2 separate regions of the Homo sapiens genome follow, and region 1 is linked to region 2. A link is a loop called in an ENCODE intact Hi-C map of the cell type or tissue named here. Cell type or tissue: mammary epithelial cell. All regions are shown on one strand. Links, peaks and the distances in the headings refer to the core of each region. The heading gives the core; the rest is flanking DNA.

The links. A loop is a pair of places that touch in the nucleus more often than their neighbours do. Peaks named below come from ENCODE experiments on the same cell type or tissue, not always from the same donor. Only the 100,000 strongest peaks of a DNase experiment are listed, where the experiment ranks them.
Region 1: it touches region 2 in a loop (7-fold over the local background); 2 of 110 quality-filtered maps call a loop at or near these places.

Annotation. Positions count from the first base shown.
Region 1 is chr17:27,489,355-27,498,766 of GRCh38, reverse strand. The region is part of intron 1 of KSR1 (kinase suppressor of ras 1); the gene reads right to left. Among named protein-coding and RNA genes, the nearest start is that of KSR1, 38 kb to the right of the region's middle. RefSeq lists enhancers at 1,954-2,003, 2,744-2,813. In mammary epithelial cell, for the core only: a CTCF peak has its summit at 4,383 (motif pointing left); a DNase peak (open chromatin) is centred at 866; H3K4me3 peaks cover 649 bases.
Region 2 is chr17:27,649,328-27,658,739 of GRCh38, reverse strand. It overlaps LGALS9 (galectin 9), which reads right to left. Exons shown (of 11, transcript NM_009587.3): 11 at 9,180-9,412. It also overlaps the pseudogene NOS2P1. Among named protein-coding and RNA genes, the nearest start is that of LGALS9, 23 kb to the right of the region's middle. In mammary epithelial cell, for the core only: CTCF peaks have their summits at 3,645 (motif pointing left), 3,846 (motif pointing left) and 7,115 (motif pointing right); no DNase peak of the experiment used is centred there.

The sequences.
Region 1 (9,412 bases), core at 669-8,668, 160 kb after region 2:
CCCCACCCCAAGATTCCAGTGGGGCTTTGCTAGGGTGGGATCCAGGCCTCAATAGCTTTAACAGTCTCCAGGAAATTCTAATGGCAGCCAGGGCTGGGACTCACAACCTGGGCCACGATCTCAAACACTAGTGTTATCGGGATCACCCTGGGAGAAACAGCGCACAGAGGCCTAGCTGGGTGCAGCAGGGTGGGTCCTCCATCTTCTATAAGCTTCCCCAAGCAATGCTGACAATGACAAAAGTTTGAGAACCACTGGACTGTCCGGAAAGTGGGAGAATTTGAAAAGGAGATTTTCCCCATTGGGCTTTTTACTTGGAAACTCCTGAGCTGTTTCCCTGTGGTTGAAATTATCTAAATAGAATTGTCACATCAAGTTGTGTGTAAGTAGAGTTGGTTGGTCAAGAGCCTTTTTTTTTTTTTTTTTTTTGAGACTGAGTCTCACTCTATTGCCCAGGCTGGAGTGCAGTGGTGCAATCTCGGCTCACTGCACCCTCCGCCCCTCTGCCTCCCGAGTTCATGCCATTCTCCTGCCTCAGCCTCCCGAGTAGCTGGGACCACAGGCGCCCGCCACCACACTCGGCTAAATTTTGTATTTTCAGTAGAGACGGGGTTTCACCATGTTGGCCAGGCTGGTCTCGAACTCCTGACCTCAAGTGATCCATCTGCCTCAGCCTCCCAAAGTGCTGGAATTACAGGCATAAGCCACCGCTCCCAGCCTCAAGAGGCATTTTTAAGGGTAAAATATTACTGCTACTGAAGGAAAAAACAGTATGCACATGCACACACACTCCTCATTTTTGCAGCAAAACCTGTACAAACCTGCCTGCCCATCCCGGAAAGAAACTGCCACCGTGACGGTCTTGCTGTGCACGCACTGACTCTGCCAGACTTTCCAGTAAGATCTCTTTCTCAGTCACTCCTGGAGCTTCCTCACCAATACTGCTGGCCCTCCTTGCTGCACATGTGTTGCTGCAGCCAAACAGGGTTTCTCAAACATGGGCTGTTCATCAAGTCTGGCATATGCCACCAGTACTATTATTTAATATTTTCTCTTAAATCTACTCACTTTTTAAAAAAGAAACTATCTCATTGCCATAAAGGAGACACTAGTATCTGTGCCATACAGAAGATTTCCATAAAAACAAGCATAACTGAAACAAAACAACATTATTATATATTTGGGGCCCCACTGCCTGCAGAAGGCCGGGATCCTGCGGCCTGTTTCCTCCTGGTCCCACTCCTTGCTTTTTAGAAAGGGAGGTCACATTCAGACTTTCTCCTAGAGGCCATTCAAGGACTGAAAGGGGGCTGTAAGGAGACATCTTCTTCATTATGGGGTTTACAGTAATTAATGCAGCCACATCTGGGCACCATCCTTGTCCCAGGACATTTTCCAGAAAGGACTGCAGTACCGACAAGTGAAAGTCACTGGGACAGCTGGTCCCACGATAAGAGGATGAAGCCCACCCTGGCACTGGTTATTCAATCTTCCCCAGCTTCAGCCTCTGTTTCTCTGTATGGAGTTTAAGGTCCTTCACTCACCATCTGGAAGAATGAAATGGGTTACCGATAACATAAACCGCAAGCCCTTTTTGGGAACGTCTGCTGTCTCATATCGCAAAGAGGTGGAAATGAAAGAGCTGAAGACCAAATATCTGCTCATCTGCTGACTTTAATGAGCAGCTCCGCATTCTCCTGCCCAACAGGGAAGGAGGAAAAGCCCACTTACTGCTGCCCCTAGAAAACACCAGAGCAGGAAGGGTCGGATGCTTTCTGCTTACGCAAAAAGAAAGACAAATGTGAGCTTTTAAAACTGAGTGCAATTGATGAAAGCTGAACCTCAGAGTTCTAACCTGCTGGCCCACACTCTCATCTCAGAGGAGGACACGGCAGGGCTGTGGCTGCTAGCAAATTCACTAGCACACGGCCAGCCCCTCGGTATCCCTCCAAGACAGTTTCCATCTTCACTCGGCCTGAAAAGCTAACAGAAGTAAGAGGCCCTGCGTTTGGCAGGTGGCTGCAAATCCTGAGGGCCACTGCCACTGCCTGGCTTGAATGAAGGCTCAGGGCTTAATCATTAACCTGAGATCCCCCAGGATCCCCTTGCTGGTTACCATGGCACATGCAAATTTCCCACAGTCCCAACCCAATTCCTGCGTTCTCAGATTCTCGCTCTGGGGCACAGGAGGCCCAGCTAGGCAAGAAGACCACATGGGGGCCTCCCTTCTGTTGGAAGGGAGGGGAGAGGTGAGGAAAGAGGACCAGAAAATCTGGCTGAGACATATTTCAAATACTTAAAATCAGGCAGAATCAGCCAGCAAGGTGAACAAAATAGAGAAAGGGGGCGGCAAATTATCTAGGTTTTTCTATTCAACTCATGAGTTTCAGGGTTTCTAATTTTAGGGGAAATTGGAGTTTCTATGGCACTCTTATGCCTTCCTCCCTTGCCCCCATCTTATTAAGTGTAATTAGAGACAAACAAAAGCAGCATCATGGCTCTCTCCAGTCACATCTGGGTGGCTGGAGATGAGGCATCTCCCTTAGGCAAACACAAAAACGCCACCCGGGGCCTCACTCTCTTACTCAAAATAAGACTTGTTTCACACTGCAGTTATTAAAGAAGAAACAGGCCTATCCCAGGAACTTGGCCAAAAGAGATTCATAATGCTGGGCCTGACCACTGGCCCATGAGGTCCCAACAAGCCAGATCTTGCGGCGGCTCATGGAGTAGGGGGCAGAACTCAAAACGTTCCAGAAGCACTTACTATCTGCCTGCATAAAGACCCAACCCTAAAGGAGGCTTATGCGCAGTACCATCTCGTCTCTTCTTGGAAGGAAGCACTTTCCAAACTGTTCCCTCTGAGAGCCTAGGGGCAACACTCAAATTTTACCAATTATAATAAGCAAATATGATCCAACTTAAAAAAAATGATTCCAGGCTTTGAAAAGCATGTTTGCACCTGATCAATGACAGCTACAAGTAAACTGAACTGACTGTAGACCCGCCATCAACTCAGGTTCCACAGGGACTGCATGATCGATGAAGCAATGAATGCTCTGTGAGAGCTCGCCCTGTTATTCTGAAATCACAGTGATTAAAATACCCACTTGGCAGTCATGTGTTACCTGGTAGAGACAGCCTTACTGGACAACATTGCTCACAGATTTCAGAGCTGGAAGGGACACGAGAAATGATCTCCAAGCCTCCCTCCTGTCGCCCAACTCCACCTTTGGGGCAGATCAGGGGGCTATATCCCAAGGATACTAAGGGACTGGGCCTAAGTCATCATCGGGGCAGACATGTCCTCCAAGTCCTGGCCCAGGTTGTCCAATGCACCTCACCTCCTCTGTGTGAGGGGTCCCTTGGACTTTTCTTGAGTTAAATAAACACCCACAGTCACACTCACACACAGAGCCTTGTATAAAGACAAGCACACATATAAACTATGCTTTTCTGCCTCCCAAGATGTTGGACAAGGCCAGGAAAGTGCGAGATCAGTATTAGAGGGCTCAGGGGAGGAGGAGAGGAGCAGCCGCTGCATATACCCCCAGAACCCTGTACCACTGAGGCGTGCATTCTTTCAGAAGCCCACAAGCTCCTGTCCTGCTAAAATCAAGTCTGATTTCTCAAGCTTCCTTCCCTGCCCAATGGGTAAGGGCAGAAACCACCTCCTGTGCTGTGCAGAACTCACACCCACTCTGCACACCTGAAGCAGAGCCCTGCCCAGCCGCCCGGCTTACCAGCTGTGCCCACCTGGAACCCGCACTGCCCGGGAGCCCCTTCCCTCTGCCTCTCCAGTCACTGAATGGGAGCAGGATCACCTGGGGCACTTGCTTATGGGCTGAGCCCAGGGACACTGACAGGGCCGCCTCCCAGGCACAGGGAGCCACCCAGCAGGCCACACTGAGTCAGCGGCCAGGGTCCAAAATTTGCTTCCTGGAGAACTTGGAAGGGACACCGCCCAATGGCACTCTCAGAGAAGCTTTCATTCTCACGACGTCAATGCTGAGAGGACTGCCAGGCTGATTGGGAAACAGCTCCATCAAGATTTTTTGTCTAGTTGGTTTTTAAACTGCACAAATGCCAGAAATCTCCTTCCTGCTCTCTACTGCTTTTAAATGTAAATCGAAAGACCTGTTCGTACTTGTCCCCGGAATCCCTAATATCGGTCCCTCTATTAGTCTCTGGGGAAACATTAACTCTGTTGAAGTCGAGGCAGAGGGGGCTGACACCCTGGGTCCATTTAAGGCACTGACCAGGCACGTGACCCTGGGTAAATCTGCCCCTTTCACTGGCTCTTTAAATGCAGCGGAAAAATACATTCTAGTTAATCTCACTCAGAGGCAAGCTTCCCAGTTACTGCCACCTGCTGTTCCCTTCCTTCCTTCCCACAGGCCTGAATGCTCACCTGCTTGGACTGCAAGACAAAACTGCACTTTACACATCTCTAATCTGGGTGCTTGCCCGCCTCTCCAGGAATAATTCCAGATACTCCACATATAGAATTACGCAACCACACGGCATTTCTCCTGCAAATTTCAAGTCTTTAAGGGCCATAAAAAAAATCATCTCCACTTTTTGTTCCTGGAAGCTCTTTGTAATTTTTTTTTTTAACCTGCTGTCAGACAGCGGAGTGGGAGAAGGAGACTTCTTCTGAATTCACAGAGACTCCCCAAGCATTTCTGGGCCTCTGCTCCAAACCACTGTGGACATGAAAGGCGGACATTGATGACAGCTGCTACAAACCACCTCAGCGTCCCCAAGTTTCTCTCTGGCCAGAGAGAGGAAGAAGTGGTGGAAAGTCCAGCCAATCACACCACAAAATGGGAGCCTCAGGTGCCTCAAATTAAAGGGAGTAAATTCAACAGCTAAACCTCCAAGGCTGAGGCAGAGGTTGTTTTGCTTTTTAAATTTTTCCCAGCAGCAGGCAAAAATCTCCAGCTCTGCTACTGAATATAACCAGTGCAATTTCCAATGGTCTCACGACCCCATTATTTCCTTTTCAGTGCCCCTCCCTCTCCACCATACCCCATAATTACAGAGAGTTTAGGGCTGGGCTTTTTCATGATGCTGCTTCTTTACACTCACGACAACACAGAAGGAAAGGTTATTTAAATCTGAGTTGGAAGGGTAAAATCAGCATTGTTAAAAGGGCAGATTAAGAACACATTTCCCTGGGTTTTAGGTAATTCAAGGTCACTTGCAATAAGCAAGACAGAAATGGAATCATCAGGCACACATGGGCAGTGGGGTCTACCGAGCACCACGGGGCAGGGTCACACAGGCCATAAACATTATACGGAGCTGATCGTTAATGTCTCTGACTTAAAAAATCTGCCCTGTTAAAGAATTCAAGGGCATGATTTCCTGCCTGACCCCGGTGTTTCACAGCCTTTGCCTCAGAATTGGAGCCCTTCCTGGTCCTCCAAAGCCCTCTCTGTCCTGAAAAGCAAGCTTACATTAATAACTAAGACTGAGGACTCCAGCTTCAGCATTTACTAACTGGGTGACCTTGGGAACATCATTCAACTTCACAAAGCCTCACTTTCTTCATTTATATGTATAAAGTGTGGATAATAATAGTCCCTTATTGCTTCATAGGGTTTCACGAGGATTAAAGGAGACTGGGGTTATCATGTACCTCACATAGTAAATTGCTCCATAAATGATCATCATCAGCAGAATGATGAAGGAACACACACTGCTTTGGGAAAGGCTGGCAATCCCAGTGCCAATGCTTTCTATGAAGTGGCATCTATAAAGTAAGATCATTCCCATTTCCCTCCCCGCATGGAATATATTTCCAGCAAAGACAAAAAGTAAGGCTGGGAATGCCAAGTACTAAGTGTATAACACCATTTAATGAGCACCTACCATGTGCCAGGAATTCAACCATGTTTTCACAAATCCTCATTACCCTGCAAGACAAATCCTGTTAGCCCCATTTTGTACATGGGGAACTCGGGCTCAAAATAAGTCCCACCTCCTCCCTATTCCAAGCCAACATCTATGGGCAGACAAGAGACAAGTCAACATCCACAGGTCTGCTTGGTGGCCAGCATGAAGGGATGGATGCCTCGAATTCCGGGGCTTTATCTAACTCATGGCTGCCTCCCTGCAAACAGCAAGTAGGGGCATATTACTCACAGAACATTCTAGAGCTGTGGAAGTCCACAGGACTCACCTCTTTTGATCCCCTGAGTTGGGAATGTTAGAAACTCAGCCCAAGCAAGGGAAGGGAAGCAGCTTGTCCAAGGTCACATGGCAGCTCAGACACAGAGCTGACATTTGGGCTCAGGTCTATTGACTCTCGAGGAAGATCTTGCCTATGGATGCCTGATCATTCCTAGAAAGGAATTCACGGGCACAAGAAACGAGCAGGTGTAACTTTGAACAGACCCAGTTTCAGAGCTCTGCAAAGGTGAGTTGAGGAGACTCCTGCCTTCCTCCCTCCCAAGTCTGACGGGAAAGCAAGGTCAACATGTGCTGGGTGGGCTGCCTCCAGCTTTGCTCACCCCTGAACCACAGCCTCTAAATGAACAGTGTTTAAAATTACTTTCCTAGAGCCTTCATGAATTTCTATTTTGAAGCCACCCACTCGTATCTGCTACACACACTCTCCTCGTCTCCTCCCTCCTCCCACCTCCCAACGTGCAACTAATCTGCTTGTCAGTACCGTCTGTCTCCAGCAAAGGCGTCCCATCAGGTGACTGACCCCTGTAAGTAATTAAAGAATGATCCCACAGCCTTGGTGGAGGCCGACGGAGAGAAGGGTGACTGGTTAAATTAGACATGGGAGGGAGGCAGGCGCTGCTCACAGCCTACCAACTGCTCCCTTAACAGATGGTGAGCAGAGTATAGCAGGAGTGTAGCCCTGGAGCCAGCCTGTGAGGGCAAAAACAAGGCAGGAGCAAGGGGCCTCCCAGCAGACTAACTTCAGTCGGAGCCCCTGAGCTCTCCTGCTGCACACACTAAACAGCCGGCCACTTCCCCACACAGACCTGGGCGACCCTGGGCAAATCCACCGCCCCCTTGTGAGTCATTTTCTCACCTCTATGATGACCAGCATACTTTTATTTCCCTTCCTTTTTAATTTGAAAGAAAACACCAACTAGGAAATAAATTACACAAAGTACCACCCTTTGTGGACAGGGGAAAACTATAAAGTAAAAAACACCAGTTTCCCCTCTATCCCCCCAAGTAAGTACTATTAGGAGTTTGGTCTGTAGCCTTCCCAGCTGGTTCCTAAAGTAATGAGCATTAGAGTGTTTTGTGGCCAGGCACAGTGGCTCGTGCCTGTAATCCCAGCACTTTGGGAGGCCAAGACACAAGGATCACTTGAGGTCAGGAGTTCAAGACCAGCCTGGGCAAGAAAGCGAGACATTCCACCCCCGCCCCTACCCCACCCCCAACACACACACACACACACACACACACACACACACACACACACACACACCACTAACAAAAAATTAGCCAGGATTGGTGGCATGAGCCTATAGTCCCACCTACTCAGGAGACCAAGGCCAGAGGATCACTTGAGCCCAGGAGTTTGAGGCTACCGTGAGCTAGTATCATGCCACTATACTTGCTCCAGCCTGGGCGACAGAATGAGACTCCACCTCTAAAAAAATAAACATAAAAATTAGAGTGCTTTGTGTATCTGTGTGTATATGTGTGTATGTGTGTGTATAGATACACACACAGTTATAGATACATATACATATGGTTTTTTAAAAGAAGGATCATACTATATATATTGTTCTGCATCTTGAATATATCACGAAAATCTGTCCAAGACAGTCCATAGATCTACTTTGTCCCTTTTATGGTTACCTAAGCAAGTTCAAAATTGACTCAGCCTTTCCCCTGTTACTGGACATTTAGGTGTCTCTAACCCTTTACACAATGAACAACCTTGTACTTATGCTTGTATGTGTACAGCCTATCGTTTCTATAGGTGTCAGAGTCCCACAAGTGAGATTGCTGAATCCTAAGGAACATACATTTTCAATTTCAATAATGATGGTAATTTACAGGGGTCAGCTGCCTAAGGGTAATACTATCAATTACCGTCCAAAAAGGCAGTACCTATTTGTACAACTCAATTATGTATTAGAGTTGCAAACTGCTCCCTGGACCACAAGAATGAGGCTCAGGAAGCCAGCAGGAAGACCCCCCAGGTCTTTGCTGCCTACATTCTGTAACCCCCACCCCTGATCCTCCTACCAGTACAGCTTCCATTTCACCTTATTTATACATTGGCTTTCCATGTAAGATTTCACTCGGGAAAAAAAGGGGGATTGCTCTGGCGAAGGTTTTTGAAAACCACAGGATGAACTCTAAGGTTCCGTTCATCTTCATTCTTTAACAATGGGGAAGATAAAATGGTTTTATGTAAAAATAACTTTCTCATAATTTTACAACAAAACCTTATTTTCCATGATAAATGAGATAGTCTGCTGTGGTCTTTTACAGTAAGTATCAACAAAACCACCTCATATAATAGCTAGCATTTACATAACATTTACTATATGCTTAACTTTTTAAGGATAATCCCATTTGATCCTCTCAACAGCCCCCTTGTACAAATGCAGAAACGGAGACTTAGAAGTTATTTCTGTAAGGTCCCACCAGGATGCTGATAACAGGTAGAGAGGAATGGACCTGGGCAATCCATCCCAGAGTCCACACACTTGCCCGACACCTTACCATCTTCCAGTGAAGGGTCTGAGCACACACACAGGTATACACACATGCACACACACAATGCTTCCAGATCTTGGCCTGTTGGCCTCTTTGAACCAATTGTATGCAACAAGCTTCTGGGTCAGCCCTTTCTGCCCAGATTGGTGAAGCAAGGAAACACTGTCATTTTTGAGAACGCAGCTGCCCCTCCTTTTCTCCCTGCGGACCTCCCAGCCACCTCCCAACCCCTGGGCCCCCATCTTCCCTACTGTGGATTCTTCATGACCTCCTCCTGGGCAGATCTGGTCTCATTTCACAGCCACACACCTGAATGAGGAGGCAGTGAGGATACCAAGAAGAGCAGCCCCACAGGGGAGAGAAGAAGCAAAAGCAGGCTAGGGCCCCAACCTCCAATTCACTGTCTCTGACTTTCACTCTACTGCCCCCAAATCTCATTCAGATGGGGGAGAAAGAGAAGAGCCAGAACTTTTGTACACACGGATGGAAGAATGAGCCAGGGTTACCAGGAATTGTAGTCTAAAGAGGGGATGAAGAAAGAGAAAAGGAGAAAGAACAAAAGAGAAGAGAAAAGGGAAAGTGGCAGATGGAGCAAGCAAAGAAAAACAAGGAGCCTCGTCTCAAAAGCTCAAGTGGCCTGGGCTTGAACCCCCAAACCAGGCCCCCTGCCTCATTCCCCACTGCAGGAAGATGAAGAAAAGCA
Region 2 (9,412 bases), core at 651-8,650:
AGCCTGAGAGACGAGGCTGGAGGCCCTGTGCCAGGTGAAGATCAGGGCTGGTGGGCAGTGGGGGTATGTGGGGGGTCCCAGCATGTGGGGAGCCAGAGTCCAGAGCTGGTTTTAACTTTCAAGAGGGATCCACACCAGGTTCCCAAAGTGAGACTTGTCAAAGGCTGGTGGGAAGCCAGGCATCGTCCGCTGGCCCATGTCTAGGACACAGTTGTGTTGAGTGAACTGAATTTTTCCAAGTGTCTGCAGGATGCAACCAGAGTGCACTGCCTTGAACATTAGCTAGAAAGGGGAGCCGCCCTTATCCGTCTTTGCTTTCCCCAAAACTGGAATAAACTTGTCACTTAAGATGTATTGGGGGATGGATGGTGTGGATGAATGGATAAATGGGCATAATGGGCAGAGTGACAGATGGAGAGCTGAATTAATAAGTTAATGAGAGAATGCATTAGCTCACCTGCAACTGTCTGGTTCCAAGTCTGCAAAAGGCACTGGTTGTCATTATTATTGTCATCATTATAGCTAATTATCTCGATTCCAACTACCTCCACCACCATTATTTTGTGGCTGCAATGTACTAACTTGGCACATGCTTTCTCATTTAATTCCCATAACATCCCCACAAGGCAGGCAATACTATCCTTGTTTCACAAAGGTTAAGTAATTGGGATGAGATTCCACAGCTAGTGAGGACACCCAGCCAAGATTTAAACCCAGGTCTGATTGGTTCCAAAGCCTTGCCCCAAATTAAATTGCAACAAAAATTTGACCCCTGCCCACGAGTTGCCGACAGTGGAGGAGGTCACATAAGTTAGATAAATGTACTGGACTGAGTTCCTCCAGGACAGGAACTATTTCTTCTCAAGCTCGGTAGTCTCAGCACCCTGGACAGTGCCTGGCACATGGACTTGTTTGTTGAGTGAGTGAGTGAATGAATGAATGACTACTAGGTTGTGAAAGCCTTTTCCCCCAAAGTGGGGCAGGTGCCCTGAGTCGCTCACATCACCCTCCACTTACTCTCAGAGTACAGCAAGTGGAAGTTCACCAACAGCCTCACGTTCCTGGAGGTGCTGGAGGAGTTTCTGTCCCTGTGGGTGTCTGCTAGCTTCCTGCTCTCCCAGCTCCCCATTCTGAATCCCAGGTTCTACTCCATCAGCTCCTCCTGGGATCACATGCCCATGGAGATCCACCTGACTGTGACCGTGCTCATGTACCACACCCGAGGTGAGCCCAGGGAGGAGGATCTGGAACAGCCGCAGTCTGCCCCTTATTGGGCATCTGTTCATCAACTCAGCCTCAGCTCCCTCATCAGTTCAAGGAGGGAGGGAACACCCACCACCCAGAGTTGTTAACCGTAATAGGAGGCGTGTGGGAGAGATCTGTAGGAACCAGGCACTAAACCAAGCCTTCTGTATGTATATGATCAGTTACATTGTGGGGTAGGCCCTGTGTGCATTTTACAGGTGGCACAGAAAGTCACACTGTTAGTAAGTGGAGAGCAGAGATTCAGACCTGATTAGTCTAACTGCTAAGTCCAAGTCCTCCACCACCCCACTGTTCCACTACTCTTGGGACAATTTAATGAGATCAGACGTGGAGAGCACCCAATGCTTGGTGGGAGGCCAGTGGTTCTTAGTCTTCCTGGTCGTGCAGCCTGAACACAAGGGAGATTCTGCATTGATTGTTCATTCACTTACTCAGCTCATTCAGTGATGGTTTATCTCACACCTCCTCATGCCTGGCACTGGGGTGGGTGTGGAAATACAGCAGACATCAGCCCTGCCCTCAGGGAGCATCTAGAGGCGGCAGTGGAGAGATAGGCATAGAAATAATTAGATTATTCTCATTGTGCTGAAGCCAAGAAGGAAAGGTCAGGGTCACTGAGGGAAGCAAAGTGGGCCGGGGTGGCAGGGGGCGGGGTGATGCTGCCATAGAGCGGGAGGCCAACATCTCGTCCAGGTGGTCTCGGCTCCACCACTGGCCGCTGCCCCCTGCCCTGCCCTCTGTAACTGAGCGTTGCCTGGGTGGGCAAAGCTGGGAGCTGCCCACACTTCTGAGTCCTCTGTCCTCTAGGAAGCACAAACACAGTTTCTAAAAACTGGCCAGAGACTCTGTTTGCCCTGCTAGAGAACAGCCACCCAGACCAGGAGAGGAGAGGCCTACATGTCTTGTGAGAGCAAAATTTAATCCCGAGGAAAACCAGGGGGACCTCTGCAGTTGGTTGGAGGCCTCCTTCAAGTGCTGGGCCATTGTAAGGGGAACAGAACCCAGAGAAACCTCCTGGGTTTCTACAAGCCCGGGAGGGCCCACTGAGGAGGAAAGCAAGGTGCCAGAGCAGGCTGAAATGCGCGGAACTCATCCACCACCCAGGGTTGCTACCAGCAAGGGCCACGCTCATGAGCACGCACAGCAGTAGCCACCCTGAGGGGCCACTTCATGCTGCTGTCAGTGGAGCTCAGTGGTGAGCTGGGAGTGTTCCCGGAGAAAGTCTTTGGAAGGAGCACTGGAGTAGGAGTCAGGGAAGCTGAGCTGTCCACCTGATTCCACCGCGACCTGAGTGACCTTCTCCAAGTCACTTTTCCACTCCGGAACTCAGTTTCTGCTTGGGCAGACGGGACAACCTGCAACCTCTCTAAGTCCCTTTCAACGTTCCTCAGCTCCGCGCTTACAGAGGGTGGATCTCAGAACCAGAACAAACAGCTGCTCATTGAGTCCTGAGAGTGCCTGAGTGGGGGCGTCCAAGGAGGCCGTGGTGTGGGCGGAGCAGCTGGTACAGTTTGCACATGGGCAGTAGGGGACATTGGTCACTTTGTGGTATCGTAGCAGATGGCCAGGGTCCCCTGCACCACGGCGTCTGCAGCACATGGCTCAACAACTGAAGCCTCAAAACCCAGTGCCCTGCTTTGTGCGGAAGTAAGCACCCCTTCCACTCTGTCCCCTGTGGGACCGCCGACCCCTGGGGGTTCCGGGAGGAAAGGGAGGGATCTGGGGTTTAGGTGCCACTCGGGGGCCCCGTGGCCCATAAAGAAGACACTGGGGTCACACTGGTGTGCCTGTCTCTAGCAGGGACAACGATGACAACAGTGCTGGAGGGGCCCAGAGTCCAGTGAGCATGGCCCTTTTTCAGAAGGACCTGGGGGAGGTGCTGGTGCCTGGACAGAAGTGAAGCAGCCTGCAGGACATGGGAAATCAAATAGGAGCTTCTTGTCCTCTCCATCTCCTCACGACCACCCCCCACAGGCCCAGCTCCCCAGCCATCCTGTGTGTGCGTGGGCCTGGGGTGTCTGAGGACTGGCCCCCTCTTCTCCTGTCCTCTTCCGTGTCAGCGGCTTCCACCTCCCCGAGGATCCCTCCCATCCTCGCATCCTTGTCAGGCCTGGCACAGGTATCGCTCCCTTCCACAGTTTCTGGCAGCAGCGGCTCCATGACTCCCAGCGGAAGGGTAAGGCTGGAGGCTTCCCAGGTGGCAGGGGCACCAGGGGCAGCGCCTGCCTAGAATCAGAACCGCAGCCCCACGAACGGTTCCTGGACCTCTCTGGAGGGAAGATCTCCCAAGTTTGCCTCCCTGTGCGGGCCTTTGTGGGTTAGAATGGCCGCCTTCACGTCTCCGGCACCGGAGCCGGGGCTCCCTCTCCTGGTAGTGGGGATAATGGGAAAGTCCTTGCTTTTGAGCTCCGATGGGCTGAGGGAATCCCGCATCTGCATTTTCAGTTGTGTGACTATGGATGAGTGATCTGAATGCCCTGGGCCTCAGTTTCCTCATCTGTAAAGTGGGGATAATGCTATTAACTAGCTAGGATACTTGTGGGAGTTAAGTGAGAATTCCAGTTGGGCTTGGAGCCGTTGCGCCCTCTGGTGGCCAACATGATAACAACAGCCCGGGACTCCCGGCAGTAGTGCTGGAAGGCCGCAGGACCCTGGTCTTCTGGTGCCGCCGCCCAGATGAGGACCGCCACCTACCGGGAGGAGATGCTAGAGATGACCCGGAAGCGGGTGCTGCATGCGGTGCACACGCCTATTCCCTCCTGCCTGGCAAGCTAAGGTAAATGCAGCCTAAAAGCTGGTGAAGCCATTACACACACAGGCTTCAGTATGAGCCCTGGGTCCCCACGGGCCCCTCGCCTCCCTGAGACTTCAGCTCTTGAGCTCTAAAATGCAGGTAGTTCACAACCATCAGAGTGATGCTATGAAGAGCGTTACACCCTCTCATACAGCATAAGCGACAGGCCCGGAGAGGTTCAGGACTAACCTAGGTCACACGCGGGTTAAGCCCAGAGCTTAGCCTGCTGAAGGTCCCCAGCAGGACCCCTGGGACATGCGACTGCCCAGGGAGAGGTGATCCAGGCTGGCTGTGTCAAGCCCAGCAAGACTGGAGGGCGGCCAACGCTTCCACCACGGCCCTCAGACAGGCTCTGCTGCCCCCAGGGCCGCGTTGTCTCCTGAGCCGGAGGTGTCAGAACAGACTCTCGGTCCTCACACATTTGTCCCATCAGGGCACCTCTCGGGTCCAGTGCTCTGTGCCCAGTGCTGGGGCCACTGGGCATCCTGTGTGGAGCAGGAGCAGAGAGTCCCCGACTGACTCCTGGACCTTCTAACTGCGAAGCCCGGGATCCGTACCCTGCAGGGACCTGATGGACAGTCTGCATTGAGAGGCTACCTTTTCCAGAGTATAGACAGAGCCCTGGGCAGGGGGACTGGCTTCACTGATGCTTCTTTGAGGCATGGCAAATTCAGAGACAGTCTGGGATCCCCACTGGATGGTCAGCCCCTCGAGGGCAGGACTGTGTCCAGCATTTATCTCTCTAATCCCAGCCCAGCCCCAGGGGCATCTGTGCGCCTCATCCTAAGCCTGGCCCCATGCAAGGTCCTGGCTGGGAGGGGACTCACTCCTCACCCCTTAGTGCCCTCTCCCCACTTCCCTGAGGACAGCAGGCCTGCCTGCAAGCCTTGTCCCCAGCAGCTGGGGACTGAACCCACCACTTCCTCTGGTTTCAGGTCGATGTTCAGGACATCCTGCAGCAGCAGCTGGCCAGCAAGGTGCTCCGTGTACTCCACGAGGAGCCAGGCCACCTCTATGTTTGCTGGGATATGCGCATGGCCTGGGATGTGGCCCACACCCTGAAGCAGCTGGTGGCTGCCAAGCTGAAATTGAATGAGGAGCAGGTCGAGGACTATTTCTTTCAGCTCAAGGTATAGTAGTGGGTGTGTGGGCTGAAGGTGCCGGCCAAGGGCACAGGCCGTTGGAGCCAGGACCAGGGGTGGCAGGTAGACCCAGGGGAGTCAGGCCCAGAAAAGTTCTGGGCCCCAAGAGAATCTTAGCAGTGGCTGAGATCTGAGCTGGGTGGGCTGTCAGAAGGCCCTACTGCACATCCTGGACCAGTTGGCAGCTTTGAGAAGTCGGGGGAATGTGTTCCATTTTTCCATCTGTAGAATGGGGGCAGGAGAGTCTCCCTGGCCTCTCCCCAAACCCCCCTTTCAGAAAGTATCTGTGTGGCCAAAGCAAGGCTGTGAACACAGGGGAGAGCAAGGCTGCCCCTTGTCAGCCTCGTGTGAACCTCACACTTCTTATTTACACCCAGGCTGGCGTCTGCTCACCCTCATCCCCCCAGCAGGAAGGGCTTGCATTTTATTGATGAAGATAATAGTGATATTTATCAAGGGCTTACACTGGGCATACTACTTGCCAAAGATTCTGCTGTGACATTTTGTTCAGTGCTGCCGAGGATTTTGTGAGGGAGGCACCCCATTTTGCAGAGGGAAGGGGGCCTACGGGGACCACAGCAGTGAATATGAAAGCCTAGAGCTCAGTCTGCCTCTCTGTGGTACCAAAGCCTGTGATTGTCACTTCCATACTCTCCCTAAGACACATTCGTACGTTCAACCAAACATTTTTTGAGCACCTACTATGTGCTAGGGATAGAGCAGTAAATGAATCAGGCAAAAATTCTTTACATTCTACTGGGGCTGACAAACCCAAACAAGGAAGAGCTGTAGTGCTTCAGAGAAAAACAGCAGGAAACAGCCCAGAGAACGCTGGGGAGTGTAATTTTAAATAGGGTGGCCAGGGAAGGCGGAGCTGGAAGGCGGCATCTGAGAATAAACCTGAGATGGTGAGGAGGAGCCCTGTGGATACTGAAGGAAACACTCTGGGCTGTTCTGGAGGGGCAGCAGGTACAAAGGCCCCGGGGGTGGGAGTTAAGCTGGTGTGTTTGAAGAACAGTGAGGAGATAACAGGCATTTCCCCAAATGCGTTGAATGGGTCGGTAGACAGTTGGCATCAAAAAGGTTCCAAGGTCGAATAGCCTGGGACATGCTTAGTTAAGGCAAGGCAAACACGTTGCTTTACTACAAGACTTCTGGAAGCCTTCAGCATGCTGCTGCTCATCAGGACCCTTCAAGGCTGGAAGGAAAGAAAGGATGTGGCATTTCCCAAACATATTTATCTCAGAGCTCACACCTCCTGGAGTATCTTGGGTGGGGGATGAGTGCTGGGCAGGAAATGGGTATGCTAAGTAAAGCTTTGGAGATGGTTAGAGGGCCCGCACCAGAGCAGGTGCTGAGGGCCGTTAGAGTCTAAACCAGATTCAAGCACAATCTTAGTATGACAGTTGGGAAGACAGATGGCTCATGGAGGTCCATGTGATAGGGAAGCTGGGCAACCCCGGGGGCTCATCCCAGCCTGGACTTGACACTTTGGTCTCTGTTTCCACCTAAAAGAGCCAGAAGTGCTATCACGAAGATATCTTTGGTGCTGTATTTCCCTACAAGCAGACAAGGCGGCAGTGCAGCCCAGGAGCCTGGAGATGTCAGCGCTCTGACGGCCCGTAGGAGGGGTTAAAGCTGCCGGCACAGAACTTAACCACGGAGCCAGCTCTGCATTATCCGAGGTCACAGGGCCTGGGGAGATGGAGGAAAGTGATATCCCCCAGCCTCACATCTTATTTTTTCACTTCATTCCCCATCAAGCCCTTTACTTGACCTCCTACCAAGTAGCACCCTGGATTGATCAGAGCCTCCTCTCTCAAGCTGGGGCCTTCCTGGTCCCTTGGAGACGAAATCTTCAACGCCAGGCCTGGCAAGTGGGTGAAAGATGGAACCCGCTGCTGAGTGCACCACTTCAAGTGACCACCAGGAGGTGCTGTCACACCACTGTGTATTTAACTGCCTTGTGTACAGTTATTTATGCCTCTGTATTTAAAAAACTAACACCCAGTCTGTTCCCAACGGCCACTTGGGTCTTCCCTGTATGATTCCTTGATGGAGATATTTACATGAATTGCATTTTACTTTAATCACACTGTATGTGTGTGTGGCGGGGGAGGGGGGTTGGGGGCTGTTTTGTAGGGAATGTGGCCCTCAGTTATACAGAGTGGGGAGCTGGTGGGTGTCGCAGCCTGGACAGATCCCCCACAGAGGGACAACCCAGGCAGGCCATGGCTCCTCTGAAATGGCTGCCAGGTGTGACAGCAGAAGATGGAGCTTCGTTGCTTGTCCAAAGACCTGTGGTAGGGCAGGGGGCACAGGCCTGCCTCCCTCACAAAGGATCTGAAACGGGGTCTGGCGTGGGTGGGATTCTCACATGAGGCCAGCGCTTCTGGGAAGGCCTTGAGCTTCTTCTTAGACACTGTCTTAGCGTTTTGCTCTGGGGCCACCTGTCCCATGTGAGTTTGTCTCATACGGATGTGGTCCCTGGGAAGGCAACATGTCGAGGCAAGTGTGGGCCACAGCATCCTCGTCTGAGGGATTGGGGACCCTCCCGGGTTTGGAGCTGGCCAAGGAAGGCTTCTTAAGAGACTGAGCCCCATTTCCTTCTCCTGGTCAGAACCAAGGAAGGAGCTCAGCAGGGGACGCTGGGGTCCTAGCAACACACGGCTCCCAGCTCGGGTTTGGTGTCTGCCTCCTGGCCGCCCTAGCCGACTTCGCCCCTCTCTCTCCCCTCCCTCTTCTAGCAGCAGAGTCTCAGGTGGCAGGAGAAGGTGTAGTGTCAACCTCAGGCTCCAGAAAAGCTCTGTGCCCTGCGCGACAGCCGTGCATCTCAGCAACACAGCCAGGAGTCCGCTCCCGGACCGGGGCTTCTCAGGTTTGTGTTTTTGTTGTTGTTGTTGTTTTGTTTTGTTTTTAATTTTGAGACGGAATTTCACTCTTGTCACCCAGGCTGGAGTGCAATGGCGCATTATTGGCTCAATGCAACATCTGCCTCCTGGGTTCAAGCGATTCTCCCCCCTCAGCCTCCCGAGTAGCTGGGATTACAGGTGCCCGCCACCACACCCGGCTACTTTTTTTAAATTATTATTATTTTTAGTAGAGACGGGGTTTTGTCATGTTAGCCAGACTGGTCACAAACTCCAGACCTCAGATGATCTGCCTGTCTCGGCCTCCCAAAGTGCTGGGATTACAGGCGTGAGCCACCATGCCCAGCCGGCTTCTCAGCTTTAATGTGTGTGTCTCACCTGGGGTGTTGTGAAAACGAAGGCTCTGATCTCTCAGGTAGGTATGTGTGTGTGTCACGGGGCAGGGGGGCGGTGCGCGGGATGCCGCGTTTCCAACAAGCTCCCAGTTGCTGCTGGTGCTGCCAGCTCCGAGGACTACACTGGGGCCTGAGGAACTGGATTCTTGCTGAGCCAAGCAGGATGTGTTGGCATCACGTGGACGCGGAGCTGGGCTGTTGGGCAGTGGCCCAGTGGCTGGCAGAACCCCACACATGAACACTGAGCCACTTTTCCCACGCAAGCCCTAACCCCTAATGCCGGGGAGACCCACAATGGAACACACACCCAGACGGTGCTTCGGATCAGCTTCTCCTGACCCCCCTCCCCAAGCCACCTCCTCCCACTGGGACGCCAGGTCTGAGGAGGCAGCTCTGACCCTGCTGTGGCCCTCACAGGCTCTGCCCCAGCCCCTCTCCCATCTCGGAGGCATGGGGCTGTTTCCTGGTGTCCCCCATTACCACCCTTCCTGTGTCCGAGACTCCTGCCCAAAAGGCTAGAGCCCCAGCCTGCTTTCTCCAACACCCTCGTGGGATTTGCAAGAGACCCTCTGGGAGGAGGTGTGAGGTCAGGACCCCCTGCCCAAAGGGAGTCCATGCTTTCCCATCCCACTCCTCTCAGCAGCACCCCCGCCCGATTCCACAGACTCCAAAATGTCTCCAAATGAATTAAAGAAGCCATGGTCAACCCACATGAATGTGCCAACAAGCATTTTCATTTCTTTATTTTAAGGACACTGGGAAAGGAGCCAGTCCTCTGAAGAGAACACTCTGGTCAGGTGGTGGAGGCCAGTGGGAAGCCATCAGGCCTGCTTTCCAGGAGGGGTGAAGGGTTGGTGCACGGTGCAAGGTGAGAGTGAGGTTAAAGGTCAGAGAGGAGGGGCTGAGGAGGCCACCTCCCACCAGGAGCAGACAGCTGGTGGCTTG